Regions from separate parts of the Mus musculus genome. Here region 1 is linked to region 2. A link is a loop called in an ENCODE intact Hi-C map of the cell type or tissue named here. Cell type or tissue: heart. All regions are shown on one strand. Each heading gives the region's core, and the rest is flanking DNA. Links, peaks and the distances in the headings are about the cores only. Region 1 has its middle 3.5 kb from the start of Ehd4. Region 2 holds the start of Jmjd7 (jumonji domain containing 7).

The links. Hi-C counts contacts between places; a loop is a spot of excess contacts. Peaks named below come from ENCODE experiments on the same cell type or tissue, not always from the same donor. Only the 100,000 strongest peaks of a DNase experiment are listed, where the experiment ranks them.
Region 1: it touches region 2 in a loop (2.1-fold over the local background); 1 of 42 quality-filtered maps calls a loop at or near these places.

The regions. Positions count from the first base shown.
Region 1 is chr2:120,154,657-120,161,575 of GRCm38, reverse strand. No RefSeq gene overlaps it. Among named protein-coding and RNA genes, the nearest start is that of Ehd4, 3.5 kb to the right of the region's middle. In heart, for the core only: a CTCF peak has its summit at 3,759 (motif pointing right); DNase peaks (open chromatin) are centred at 1,955 and 2,525; H3K4me3 peaks cover 147 bases; H3K27ac peaks cover 1,016 bases.
Region 2 is chr2:120,023,710-120,030,628 of GRCm38, reverse strand. It overlaps Mapkbp1 (mitogen-activated protein kinase binding protein 1), which reads right to left. Exons shown (of 30, transcript NM_011941.3): 28 at 6,490-6,919; 29 at 6,026-6,111; 30 at 3,226-5,525. The coding sequence ends at 5,298. It overlaps Jmjd7 (jumonji domain containing 7), which reads right to left and starts at 3,146. Exons shown (of 8, transcript NM_001114637.1): 1 at 3,053-3,146; 2 at 418-571; 3 at 87-340. The coding sequence starts at 3,116. It overlaps Gm28042 (predicted gene, 28042), which reads right to left and starts at 3,146. Exons shown (of 27, transcript NR_104353.1): 1 at 3,053-3,146; 2 at 418-571; 3 at 87-340. In heart, for the core only: a CTCF peak has its summit at 3,187; DNase peaks (open chromatin) are centred at 2,453, 3,128 and 6,068; H3K4me3 peaks cover 1,822 bases; H3K27ac peaks cover 2,305 bases.

The DNA.
Region 1 (6,919 bases), core at 1,345-6,344, 130 kb before region 2:
GTTGAGGTCAGCCTGGTCTATAGAGTGAGGTGGGGTTTTGGGGGTTTTTGTTTTTGTTTTTTGTTGTTTTTAAGATTTGTTTATTTTATATACAGAGAGAGTACACTGTGGCTATTTTCAGATACACCAGAAGAGGGCGTCAGATCCCATTACAGATGGTTGTGAGCCACCATGTGGTTGCTGGGAATTGAACTCAGGATCTCTGGAAGAGCAGTCAGTGCTCTTAACCGCTGAGCCATCTTTCCAGCCCCGAGTGAGTTCTTGTGTGTGTGTGTGTGTGTGTGTGTGTGTGTGTCTTTGTTTTTTTGCTTTGTTTTGTTTTTTTGTTTGTTTGTTTGGTTTGGTTTTGGTTTTTATTATAGGATAGAGTTTATTCAGGGCATGGGGAGGGGAGTTAAGAGGGTAGTAAAGGCAGAGAAAGGCAGAGAGAGGGAGAGAGTAGAGAAGTAGAGGCCAACCATGACCACATAAAGAGAGAGGGGGAAGGGAATGGGGAAAGGGGGAGCAAGAGGGCAAAAGGCAAGAGTAAGAGAGCTATAGAGTGAGTTCTAGTAGAGCTACACAGAGAAACTCTGTCTCAAATAACAACAACAACAACTTTAGAACCTAGCCAAACTTATGCAAAATCTAGATTTAAAAGGAAATAGGAAGACAGAATAAGGACTGGTTGGGTAGAGCACCGAGTCCAGCTGAGAGGAGAGGAGAGATGGAAGGGCAATAAGAGACTGAACATGATCCAACTCATAATACACTGTGGGGAAATGTCAGACGAGGGCTGGAGATGACTCAGTAAATAAAAAGCCTGCTGTGCAAGCGTAGGGCCTGAGATTGGATCCCGAGCATCCCCATAAAAGCACATAGTTGTAATCTCAGCGTGGTGTTGGGGGAGCACTGGCCAGCCAGCCCGACTACACCAGTAGATTCCAGGTTCAGTGAAAGACCTTGCCTCAAAAAACAAGGTGGAGGGCAATAGAGGAGGAGAACACTTGACATCAACTTCTGGCCTGTACACACATGTGCATATGTGTGCACATGCACCCCCATGAACGTGTACACATGATACCCCACATATATAAAGGACAATGAAAGGCGTGATTTTTCTTAACTTTGTATTGCTTCTTTGTAAATTTCATGTCATGAACTCCAATACCACTTATTTCCCTGTTCCTTCGTATCCACCCTCGACCCTTGCAACCTCTCCCACGTAGGGAAGAAAGAAGGAAGAAAAACAAGACCAACTAAACAATGCCCCCCCCAACCCAACCCTGCTGGTGGAAGCTGCTTTGTGTCACAGTGTCATTCAGTGTACCCTTTTGTCACACTTCTTTACTTTGTGTCACAGTGTCATGCAGTGTACCCTTTTGTCACACTTCTTTACTTTGTGTCACAGTGTCATGCAGTGTACCCTTTTGTCACACTTCTTTTTTTTTTTTTTTTTTTTTTTTTTTGGTTTTTCAAGACAGGGTTTCTCTGTATAGCCCTGGCTGTCCTGGAACTCACTCTGTAGAACAGGCTGGCCTCGAACTCAGAAATCCGCCTGCCTCTGCCTCCCGAGTGCGGGATTAACACCACCACACCCGGCCTGTCACACTTCTTTACTTGCAAATCTCCACTGCAATGACTGGTAATGACTCATTGCAATGAGGTCTGGTTCGAGGCCTCTGGCTTTTGCTTCACTATCAATGCTGGATCCTCACTGGAACTCCTCTCGGATTTCCTGTTGTTGCCCTGTGTCATGGAGATCCTGTAGCTTTGGATCTGCAGGACCAGCCCCTTCATGTGCTCCAGCAGTTCATAGATGGGGTAGATGTTAGTGTGGGCCAACTCAATGTTCTGGATCTTGTCCTGTGTGGTAGCTGAGTTGGTCAGCCTGCCAGCTCCCCAACATCCAAAACCACCAGGACCAGCTCCAGCACCGCCCTGACCCAGTGCTCACCCAGTGCCCCAGCAGGCAAGGGGCAGGGCCAGCTCCCTGCTCTTGGCTTTTGTATACTTGTGCCCACACCACCAGGGCCAGCTCTACTGGGCTGCCCAGACTAGGTGCGGGGAGGGCTCCCCAGAGTGCTTCAGCTCTCCCATTCTCATGACCTTAGGGCCAGCTCACCTGCCTGCTGCAGATGTCAAGGGGTGAGGGGGAGGAAAGCATCTCTCCAGTGCTAGAATTATGTTAAAACTTCCAAATAGTGAAGGAGAATTGTGAATCTTATTATCAGGCTTTTTTTTTTTTTTTTTTTAAACAGAATTGTATAGCACAGCAATTTCTGGACATGTAATGACACTCACTGTAGAACTGCAAGTCATGGGATTAGCTTGTAAAAAAAAAAGTTGGCTAGTTGGCTTCAAATGAAAAGTTTGGTGGAATTGGAGCTGTTTAGTGGGAATAAAGCAAACCAAAGGATTAGCACCATTTATAAATGGACGTAAGATGGTGAGGGAGAGGACTAGTCACCCCTCCTCTAAGTGAGGGACTTAGCAAGAGCAAGAATGCAGCTGCAGGAAGCAGAAGGCAGGAGGGAAGGCCAGGCAGCCCTGCCTTCAGGGTGGGGGTGGCAGGGAGGCACCACAGGACTTCCTCTCCTGTTTGAAGGCCTAAAGGCAGCTCATTTGTCTTCCTTACTTTCCTGCTTGTAAGACAAAAGTGTGATTGTTCTGTAAAGTTTGAAAAATTCTAAAACCCATAAAGAGAAAACTAAAGTTATCTTTTCCCACACTCTGGGAGCATTACAATTTGGGAGCTTATTACTTCTATTTTTTTCCTTGGGTATTTAAAAAATTTTTAAACAAAAATACAAAAATCCACTTAAAAACAAAGTTTTAAAAACAAACAAACAAACCAACACTATAAAGGGTAAAGACATGGCTCAGCAGTTAGGAGGACCAGGCTCAATTCCCATCACCAGCACCAATGGTGGCTCACATTCATCTATAGCTCCAGTCCTCGGGCGGGGGCTGGACACCCTCTTTCTGGCCTCTTTGCATGTGATGCACAAACATAATACAAAAACACCCACACATATAACATTAAACTAATTTAATTTTTAAGAAAGGCCTTGGCTCAAAAACAAAGCAAAACAAAATACAACACAATACCATACAGCACAAAATTCATCTTAGCCATTTCTAAGTATACACACAGCTCAGCAAGTGTGAGCACTGCACATTATTGTGCAACAGCTCTCGGTAGCTTTTCCAGCTAGCAAAATGGAAACTCTATACCCACTGAACAATGCCCTGTTTCCTCCTTCCCGAAACTTCTGGTAACCACCACTGAACTTGACTTCTTGTTTCTATGAACCTGACTACTTCAGAAATCTCCAAGAAAGTGGCATCCTACTGCAGTCACCTCTCTGAGGCTGGCTTCTTCACCACGGGATAGCTCCAAAGATTCACCCATGCTGCCCCATGTGGCAGGGCTAAATAATAACAACCACCACACTGTGCTCTCCACATCGCATACATGAACATTCAAGTTGCTTTTGCCTCTTGGCAAATGTAGATAATGCGGCTGTGATCATGGATGTGATCATGGATGTGCACATGCCTCCTTGAGACCCTGTTTTACATCCCTTTGGATGTATAGTTATATTATACTAATTATATATTATAGTAATTCCACTCATATTTTTCTGAGTAACTACCATGCTGTCTTCTATAATTGCATGTGTATTTGCTTCTCTAATCTATCTTTTCCACTTTAAAAAAATATTTTTTTATCTGTATGGGTGTTTTCCTATATGTCTATAAACCACATACATGCAGTGCCCTTTGAGGCCAGAAGAGGGCATCAAATCCCCCAGGAACTGCAGTTACAAATGGTTATGAGCCACCATCCGAGTGCTAGGAATCAAACCAGCATTGTCTGCGAGGACAGTCAGTGCTCTTAATCACTGAGACATCTTTCAAGTCTCTGGTTATTTTATTGTTTTAGACAGAGTCTCATAGCCCAGGTGGTCATGAAGTCCAGAGCTTCATACATGCTCAGCAAACACTCCACCACTGAGCTACAATCCAAATCCAAAATTCTTCTTATATAATACAATGTTCAGGTACTGCATAGGAAACCGCTGTTTGTTTAAATTTGTGAGGAGAGAGCTAGTTGCAGCTTTACAGTATTCTAAATGATAATAACCATATTCTCAGATAAAGTTTTATATTCATTATTCCTCTGGGTAAATAACTCCAGGATAGTTTCTTCAAAATGAAATTCCCGAGTCAAAAATATATGAATATTTTGCAACTCATTAAAGAATGGTTGACATATAATCAACTGTATGTATTAAAAGCACATAATTTGGGGGTCTAGTTAAGAGCATTGGTTACTCTTGCAGAGTACCTGGGTTCAATTCCCAGCACCCACTGGTGGTTTACAACCCTCCATAATTCATGTTTCTGTATACAGAAATCCTACTGTTCTCGAACTATATGTGGATAGTGTTTTTTGTTGTCGGTAGTGCAGATAGAACCCACTGCTTCATGCATGTGACGTTTCTAACATTCTAAACTGATTCTATAAAAGATTTGCTTAGCCAGTCTCAGCGGCATATGCCTGTAATCCCAGCACTTGGGAGATGGAGGCAGAATGCAGAGGCGTTCAGGGTCATTTGCAGGTGTCTAGTGAGTTTGAGGCCAGCTTGGTTGTATAAGACTCTGCTCCAAAATGAAAAACAAACACATTTTGAATTATCCACTAAATTATCTATTGTGTTAAAAATCAGTTGACTATGTATGTGTAGGCCTCTTTTCGGACTCTGTTCCATCGATATATTCGTTCATCACAGGTAATGATGATGTGTTCTGAGAAATGCATTGTTAGGCATTGTGTAAACACCATGGAGTGTACTCATACAAACTAAAACATGTCATAAGTCAAGATAAACTTACAAAAACTTGTTGCCTGTGGCTGAAATATCATTAGTTTATGTTCATTAGATAATTTTTGCATTAATACCACCGGGTCTTGATTTTCAAAGCTTTATTAGTCTTGAAATTAGGTAATATAAGAATTCCATTTTTGTTATATTTTACATTGTTGTATTTATTCTGGGAACTTCACATCCATCATGTGAAATTGAGAATCATTTTGTTAAGTCTGACTAAAACAAAAACCTGCTGAGGATTGCATTAAACGAATTGGGGAAAATTTTGTATCTTAATGTTGAGTCTTCTGGTCCACGAACAGGGTAGGTATGGGCAGTATGTTCAGGTCTCCATTTCTCTTAGAAATATATTTTGATTCTCAGCATATAGATCTGGTACATTTTATTTAGATTTAGCACTAAACATCTCTTTGTTTGGGTGCTATTCCAAGGCATGCAGATTTTCTACTTGAATGTCCAATTGTTGTTTCTAGCATGTAGATATATCTGGTTCTTGTAGCTAGAAACTTCACTAATAAGTTCACCTCCTAGAGACAGCAGCTTTTGGTCTGGATATACATAGTTTAGTGATTCTCCTACTAAAGGCCATCTTGGTTGTTTCCAAGTTTTAGTGACGAACAAAGCTGTCATAAACACCCTTGATGCCCTGCAGTGGCGGTGCATGCCTTTAATCCCAGCACTTGGGAGGCAGAGGCAGAGAGGCAGAGGCAGAGAGGCAGAGAGGCAGAGAGGCAGAGAGGCAGAGAGGCAGAGAAGCAGAGAGGCAGAGAGAGAGAGAGACAGAGAGAGAGGGGCAGAGAGAGAGGGGCAGAGAGAGAGAGAGAGGGGCAGAGAGAGAGGCAGAGAGAGAGAGGCAGAGAGAGAGAGAGGCAGAGAGAGACAGAGAGGCAGAGAGAGAGAGAGAGGCAGAGAGAGAGAGGCAGAGAGAGACAGAGAGGCAGAGAGAGACAGAGAGGCAGAGAAAGACAGAGAGGCAGAGAGAGACAGAGAGGCAGAGAGGCAGAGAGGCAGAGAGGCAGAGGCAGAGGCACAGGCACAGGCAGGCCGATTTCTGAGTTCGAGGCCAGCCTGGTCTACAGATGAGTTCCAGGACAGCCATGGCTACACAGAGAAACCCTGTCTTGAAAAATCAAAATAAAAGTAAAATAAAATAAAATAAAATAAAAATAAACAAATAAATAAAAAACCCAAACCAAACCAAACCCCACCACCACCACCACCAACAACAAAACCACCCTTGCTGCACTGGCAACACCTGAACGATCTTTAAAATGCAATTTTACAACTACTTGCTGAATCAGCTCTGCATTTCCACCAAGTTCAAGAAGTCATTCCCACACAATCTTTCTCCAAACTTTATGCAGACAAGAATCATCTGCAGGCATTTGTTGAGCTGCATCTCTCAACATTTTATTTGGTGGGTCTGTATCAAGAACTAGAGACCTGCATTTTAACAAGCCTCTTGGGTTATTCCTATGCAGCTGGCCTCATTGGCCACACTGAAAATGCGCTAACACTATTTCTCGCTTAGGATACACAGGTGATGGTCAATTATTTCTACTAGTGTCTAGCAGAAAGAGGCCTTTAATTGATCCAGAGTTGAATGGAGGCAGAAGTGTCTGCGCAAATAGATTGAAGTCCATTTTCTCTCCAATTTTTGCCAATTATATCGGTGAGCCTGAGTATCTTCGACAGTAGTAAACAGGGCAATAACCTGCCCCAGGAAAAGGAACTTGTCTGTCAACTTTCTGAGTTTTCTGTCCCCAGTATCCACGTCCGGAGACTTGGGATGAGTCGAGTTCCAGGAGGACAGCCTCCGGTGGTTCATTCTTGCCAGCTCAGACTTGCCCGGAAGCCAACGCCACCTGGCCAGAAGGATGTACCCGGGTAGACGCGCCTGTGTCACCCCGCCTGGACTACACCCTCTCCGGGATCAGCCCTCTAGACCGATGCCGTCATCAATAATTCAAGGATCGCCTTTCCATTGGCTAGAGCTTCCACCCAGTCGCTGGCAAACGCCCAATGAGGAAGGACCTGAGATC
Region 2 (6,919 bases), core at 1,149-6,148:
CACAAAAGGCAGAGAATCAACAAGCTAGCTGAACTCTTATCTCCCCACTTCACGTCCATACCCCGCCTCTTACCCCCACCACTCACCCAGTGACTCAGAGGCCCAGGGCACATGGGACTCAATGTCAGACAGAAGCTGGGGCAGCTCAGTGGGCAGGTTGGAACACTGTTTCTGCACATAGAGGACTCCTGGGTGCTGGGCCCGACCTTCCAACACATCCAGTACATGGCTTATGGGCAGGCGGCGTTCAGCAGGCATCACAAAGCGGTCCCCTCGCACCGCGTCCGCATAACCATCTGGAGTCACAGCCACACTCACCTCCGTGGAGCCCACCGTGGCTCTGAAGAAACAGACACTTGGTTTGTAGTCTGCTGCTAATGGTCACTGTTCCACCCAACCTCCCAAGGAACACCTTACCTTAAGTAGGACAGGGACCACTTCTGGAGGGCTGGCCAGTGCTGCAGAGCATTTCGGATAATGCAGGGCCTGTTGGGGCACACCCAATCCCGGTAGAAGCAGAGTGGGCTTGGGGGCTCATCCAGGTAGGGCACAACACGAGGTACATTGAGGTCTTAAGAAAGAAATGGTGGTGGAGGAGGTGTGAAATCAGTGGTACCCAACTTCCATCACACTGCACCAAGAAGCCCTCTATGACGGACATCCTAAGCAAGGGTGCTTCCGACCTAGGAGGCCTGCACTACTGAGCTGGTGGCCACAGGCTAACTGGGGTGGGTCTGGCTCTGGATGACCCCACAGATTCATGTGTGTGAATCCTTGACCAACAGGGAGTAGCACTAACAGGCGGTGTGGCCTTGTTAGAGGAAGTGTGTCACTAGGAGTGGGCTTTGATGTTTTATAAGCTCAAGTCTGGCCAGTGACAGTCTCTTCTTGAGGATCCAGATGTAGAACCCTCAGCTGGCCTCCAGACTGAAGCTGTAAGCCAGCCCCAGTTAAATGTTGTCCTTTATAAGGGTTGTGGTGATTATGGTGTCTCTTCACGGCAGTAAAATCCTAAGACAGCCTCCAATGGTGATATTCACTGAACGCCTGAAATGGACCCAGCACCGGGCCTGGCCAGTGTGGCTGAGAAGACACCACCACCATCTCACCAAGTTTACGGCTCATCTGTCTATGCAGGGAGGCAACTGCCCAGTGACAACACTCGAAGACAGGTAGGGGCTGAAGTGAGCTCTGCTCTCACGGACCAGCAGCAGCGTGCTTGGCCATCTAGGGCCAACACTTATGCACTGTGACACCTATGGAGACATTAAGTGACTCTGTGTAAACTGATGTGGAGGCTCACATCTGTAAACCCATCACCTGGAAGGTGGCATCAGGAGTATCAGATCAGCAAGCTCAAGGCCATCCTGTGTGTGTATGAGTGTGTATCTGTTGCTTTGCCCCATACCAATCCGGCCCTGGGCCTGGGCGTCTTTAAGTCCTGTTGATTCTACCCGTTGTCTCTCAAAACTACCTTTGCTTTCCCTCTGGTGCTCTGGGTCCAATGTCAGGCTTCTTTTCCTGACCATCCCTTTTTAAACTGTCACTTGTTAGGAACAATCTTTATCTCCTTGCCGAGTTTTTCTCCACAGATTTATCATTACCTGACCCTGTGTATTTTTTTCATGTTTCTTTTTTTTTGGTTTTTCGAGACAGGGTTTCTCTGTGTAGCCCTGGCTGTCCTGGAACTCACTCTGCAGACCAGGCTGGCCTGGAACCACAGAGATCCTCCTGCCTCTGACTCCTGAGTGCTGGGCCACCATCACCTGACCTGAACCTGCCCTTTTCCAGCCTTTGGGTTTTCTATAATTATGCTGGTTTTATTTGCTCACCATTTCCTTTAGAGGGTGGGTGTTTTTCTCCCCTAAAGCTTCAAAATGAACTTCAAACAATTCCTTTGACCCAGCAATTCTGTTAAGAATTTGACTGACAAAAATAAACATAAACACAAAGTCTGCTCCAAGCTCAGTCCACACTGCTTCCTGGATATAGCAGGCACACCCGCTCTGAGGGTTTAGCTGACCCATCAACCGTCCTCCAGGGCAGTGCTTCCTAATGCTCTACCCTTTAAGACAGTTCCTCATGTTGTGGTGACCCTAGGCTGTAACATCATTTCGTTGCTACTTCATAACTGTGATTTTACTAGTTATGAGTCACAAGATAAATGTCTGATGTTCAGGATATCTGACATGCGACTGCTCTGGGGTCTCGACCTCATAGGTTGAGAATACTGCTCTAACCACCTGTGTGTGACACAGCCGGTAAATTGACAAAATTGTGCTTGATCAATTGCTCTCCCTCTGTGTGTGGGTGTGCGCATGTGTGGTGTGTGCCTGTGTATGCATGTGTGGAGGCCGTTGACATTAGGTGTATACCATTCTCCACTTTATTTTCTGAGTCAAAGTCACTGAACCTGGAGCTCAGCAGTTGCTAAGCTGGCAGGCCAGGGAGCCCCTGGGGTCCTCCTGCCTTTCCCTCCCACCTCTGGAATCCCATCAGAAGTCCACCATCACCACACCCAGTGTTTTCTGTTAGTGCTGGGGATGTGACCCCAGATCATCATGTGCTTAAGAGCTTTACCTACCCACTTAGCCATCTCTCCAGCTTGTTTAATGATGGGGTAGTGAGGACCAGAGGAAGAAGAAAGGAAACACACAAGATCAACTGGGCGGCTGCCTACAATCCTCAAAGCTTGGAGTCTGAATGAACGAGGGAAGTCGCCTGCTTCTCTCCTCAGAACCCACCAGCATCCGAGATGTTTGAGGTGAAAGTATAGCATGGCAGCGCACGGGGACTCAGCACCCCGCTGGCTTTGAGAATGGCACCATGACTACCGTCAGAGCTGTGCTGGGTCTTGAAAACTACAACTGCACCCCACGAAGGCAGCCAGGCGTGCGATCCTGAGCTAAGGAGCCGTCCGCCAGCTAAAGAAGGGTACACACAAAACTGTGTGGCCACCGGTCGGACACTCATGCACACTGAGTTCCAGGGTGCCCAGGCTCCCTCCGCGCTGTCCTCGCGCGGTCGCTGCTGCCTGTGAGAGTGCACTCACCGCGAGCCGCCGCCGGGAACTCTTGCAACGCCCTCCGAACTGCCTCCAGAGCCGCCTCCGCCATGACGGCCGCGGGACAAGAACCCGCCCCTATTTCCGCTCCAGGATCGCAGCCCCGCCCCCGTTTCCGCCCTCTAGGAGGTGCAACAAGCGGCGCTCTTCTCAGAATTTGCTAGCAGGTTAACAAATGATTGTGTTTATTGACAATTTCATACATCCGTACAAACGAAACGTTAAAACAGTCCCACCCCGTACAGCCGGGGAGGAGACAGGCGCCACAGTATAAAAGTTATAAATAAGGGGCTTTCAAAACTGGGATAGGACAAATCTGGACATGGGCAGCAATTGCCAGTGGCCTCAGACATGCAGAAGAGGACAAAGTGCCACAGGCCACAAGACCCCACCCATGCAGGGTAGTGGCGCTTTCTCTAGAAGGGCAGGCTGGCATAAAGACCTCTAAAACCTGGTGGAGGTCAGGGCAGTGGGCCGACTTCTAACCCCCACACTGCCAAGGGGCCCACCTCAAGTGGCTTCGGTTCTTTGGGCTAGGAGTTTGACTATGCGTGTGGTAGAAAAATGGGAACACATGGTTTGGGTATTCACATGGTTTGGGTATACTCAACACTCAGGTTGAACCAACAAAGCTAAGCACCCATTAAACCTAGTTTCCTGCTAGCCTCTGCATTCAGAGCTGGGAAGTGGCGTTGAGGTTTCGACAGGTTTGTGTTATCTAAACCTGGTGAAATGTCACTACTCTGCCTTCCCTGATGCAGAGGAAAGGAGGGCCCAGGCCCAAAGACATACTCACTCCAATTCTGCAACCACCTCACCACTTCTTCCAACATACAGCTTCTCTCTCTTTTTGCTACTCTCTAACCGTTACCTTAACTCTATCCCTACCTCTGCCACCTACCTGTCCGGCTATTACTTTTCCAGTGGTCTCTTGCCCAGTGCCTTCATTCCACAATCTCCAGTGTCCAGTATTTCTGGGCACTCAATACTGCCTTTGAAAAGAGCCTCCTCCATGAGCCAGGTGACCCATAGGCCATCTCCGGTCAGCCTGGCTGTGGACACCACAACTCCAGAATTTCAGTCTAGTGTATCCATCCCTTTTTGTGTTTAGTGTACCCATCCCTTTTTGTGTTTCTGGATCAGAATTCCAATTAATCCAGGCTAGTGACGCTGAGGCAAAAATGTGAGGAAACCAGGTGCATACCAGCCAGGCAAGTGTTCTAAAATGAGCACTCAACTGTGCATATGATTTGTGTGTGTGTGTGTGTGTGTGTGTGTGTGTGTGTGTGTGTGTGTGTGTGTGTGTGTGTGTGTGTGTGTGTGTGGCCAAGGTTCTAGGAAGGTGGGCCAGTGCCCTGTAAACCATAAGGGTACTCCCAATACAGGTTTCTGATTGCGCATTGCCCAGGATGTAGGGAGAAAGTGGTCCCCAGGGATTCAACAGTCTGCTGGGGACCAGGGATAGAGAACAAGGAAGCCTAAGGGGCTGAGGAAAGTAGGCCAGGCTTTGCTGTCTGCCCAGCAGAGGGGTTTCACTGTCCTGCAGCAAAAATCCCACAACTAGCTCCACAAGGGGGAAAAGGGATGGGGCCAGAAAAAACACTAGGGCTCTCTTGCAGGGAACATGGGATTGGAATGTGGGGGCTCAGTTCCTGATACCAACTCAAGTTTTCTAATGGCTGGGAATACCCTGGAGGCCAGGCAGCTGTCTCACTGCCAGGAGTTGGGGGGAAACTACCCCTGCTCTGGCAGGCAGGGGAGTGCAGCTGGTGTGGGAGTAGAGGTAAAGGTCTACAGTTGGCTTTAGGACACTAAATACCACATTACCTTTCATCTCTATCCCAGAGTACCCTGTGGATGCTCCGCCCCAGGGAGCTCATCCCTGCAGAAACTTCAAATGGCTTCTAAGAAGAGAAGGCCAGCCCTTCCCGATGTCCCCAGGGGAGGCAGGCTGCCCTCCTACCCCTCACAGCACCAAGATGATGTAGACTCAAGACTTGCCCTGCTGTGAGCCCCAGGCTGGGCTTTAGAGGCAGGAGTCCCAAGGAAGTGAGGCAAAGTCAGGGAAATAAATTAATAAATACAGGGGCTCCATGAGGGCGGCTGGGAAGGCTGCTTTGCCTCTCAACACTGATCACTGCTGTCCACTCCAGACATTCCCACCTTTTCTTGAGTGGAAGCAGGGATACAGTTTGGAATGGAGAGCATTTCTCTTGGGACAGGCTTCAGGAACTCAGAGTCTACGCTCCATGCGCCGCTCCACAGCTCTTAGCAGTAGCTCGGAGTATTGCTCCAACAGGGCCTGCGTCTGCTCAGCCCCCACAGCCCCAGGGCTGCCACCTGGGCTGGACAGCACCGCCCCAGCCAGAACCTCGAGCTCCTGTCGCACCGAAGAGAAGGTGTCTCTCAGGAGACGGGTGATGTGACTTTGCTCTGCCGAAGGTGTCTTATAGCTGGTCACCTGCAACAGGAACACTGAAAGTGAGCTGGAGAGCAGTAGACAGTGGAATATAGAAAAGGGGCTCTGCCAGTGCCTTGCCCACCCAGTAGAAGGGACTGCCTAGGAGTTCTACACACAAGATCAGGATGGCCAGAGTCACTCTGATGGGTGGCCCAGATGAGGATCCCTCCAGACTATTAGAACCATCTACTTCTTGACAACTTTTCCCAACAACTCTTTCAAATGTGACAGTTACATTGTTTCTTCTATCTAAAGTGCCCAAACCATTTTGGGATATAAAAAAAAAAGATAACAGCCATGAATTGGGATTTTCTTGAATAATATGGTGTTCTACGCTACGACCCTGTTTCTTGCCTAGAAATAACCAACAGATTCTGGGGTTGAGAGGCCTGGCCTGGCTTCTGACCCTCCCCTTTACAATGCTCAGAATACCCTTGAGTTCTCCATCCAGTGTGTAGAAGAAGCTCTGTTGTTGCCTACAGTGGTTGCCCCATACTCACCGCTCGGTAGAGCTCCACTGCCTGGCGTACATTCCCCTGGAGCTCTGCCACGAGCTGTTCACACTGTTGCAGACTCAAGGCCAGTTCTGAAGGACAAACACCAGTGAGGCCCTGCTGCTTTTTCAGGCATCCCAACCCAGGGCTCTCAGAGCAGAGCTATAATCCCTACCAGCCGACAATCCTGGCCTCTTGTCCCACCTTCTTCCAACACCTTCCCCAACACCACACAAAGTTTAGAAGGAAAAGCCAGCCCTAGTATCCAGACTAAAGGGTTCACTGGGTCACAGGGAGATTATGAAGGGTGGCAAGAGTGTCTCACCATCAGAGGTGTGACTTATGGACCAAGACAGGAGCAGACAGGACAAAAACACCAAAGGCCAGGCACACAGAAATGGGACAGAGCCAGAAAGTAGCCAACAGAGACAGAAAGGATGGGCCAGGTGAGACTGGGGAGCCATGCACACCTGAGTCCTGGCTCAGGGCTACCCCTGGCCTGCTGCTTTCCACTGGGTTACGAGTCTTCTCAGGGGACAGGGGCTGCAAGCTCTCAGGGCCTTGGAGAAGGTTGTTGACTGGCAGTTGCTGGGCACAGGGGTGGTTGGGTCCAGGATAAGCCTGGCACTCTGTCCTAGATTTATGAGTAGTACCCTCCCCTAAACAGGAGTGCTTTTCAACTGTAGTATGAGCCTTTCCTAGGCTCACCAAGGGGCCCGATTGTTCTGTTTCATTGTGGGCCAGGCCCTTGGATACAGGTGAGAATGTGGTCAGAGTAGGACGGTCAGGAAGTGGTTTGGGGATGTCCAGGACAAGGTGAGCCCTGCTAGGCAGAGCTAGTTTGTTGAATGGTGAGATTCGGATCGGTACAGGAGCTTGAGGTTCAGTTGCCAGGCCCGG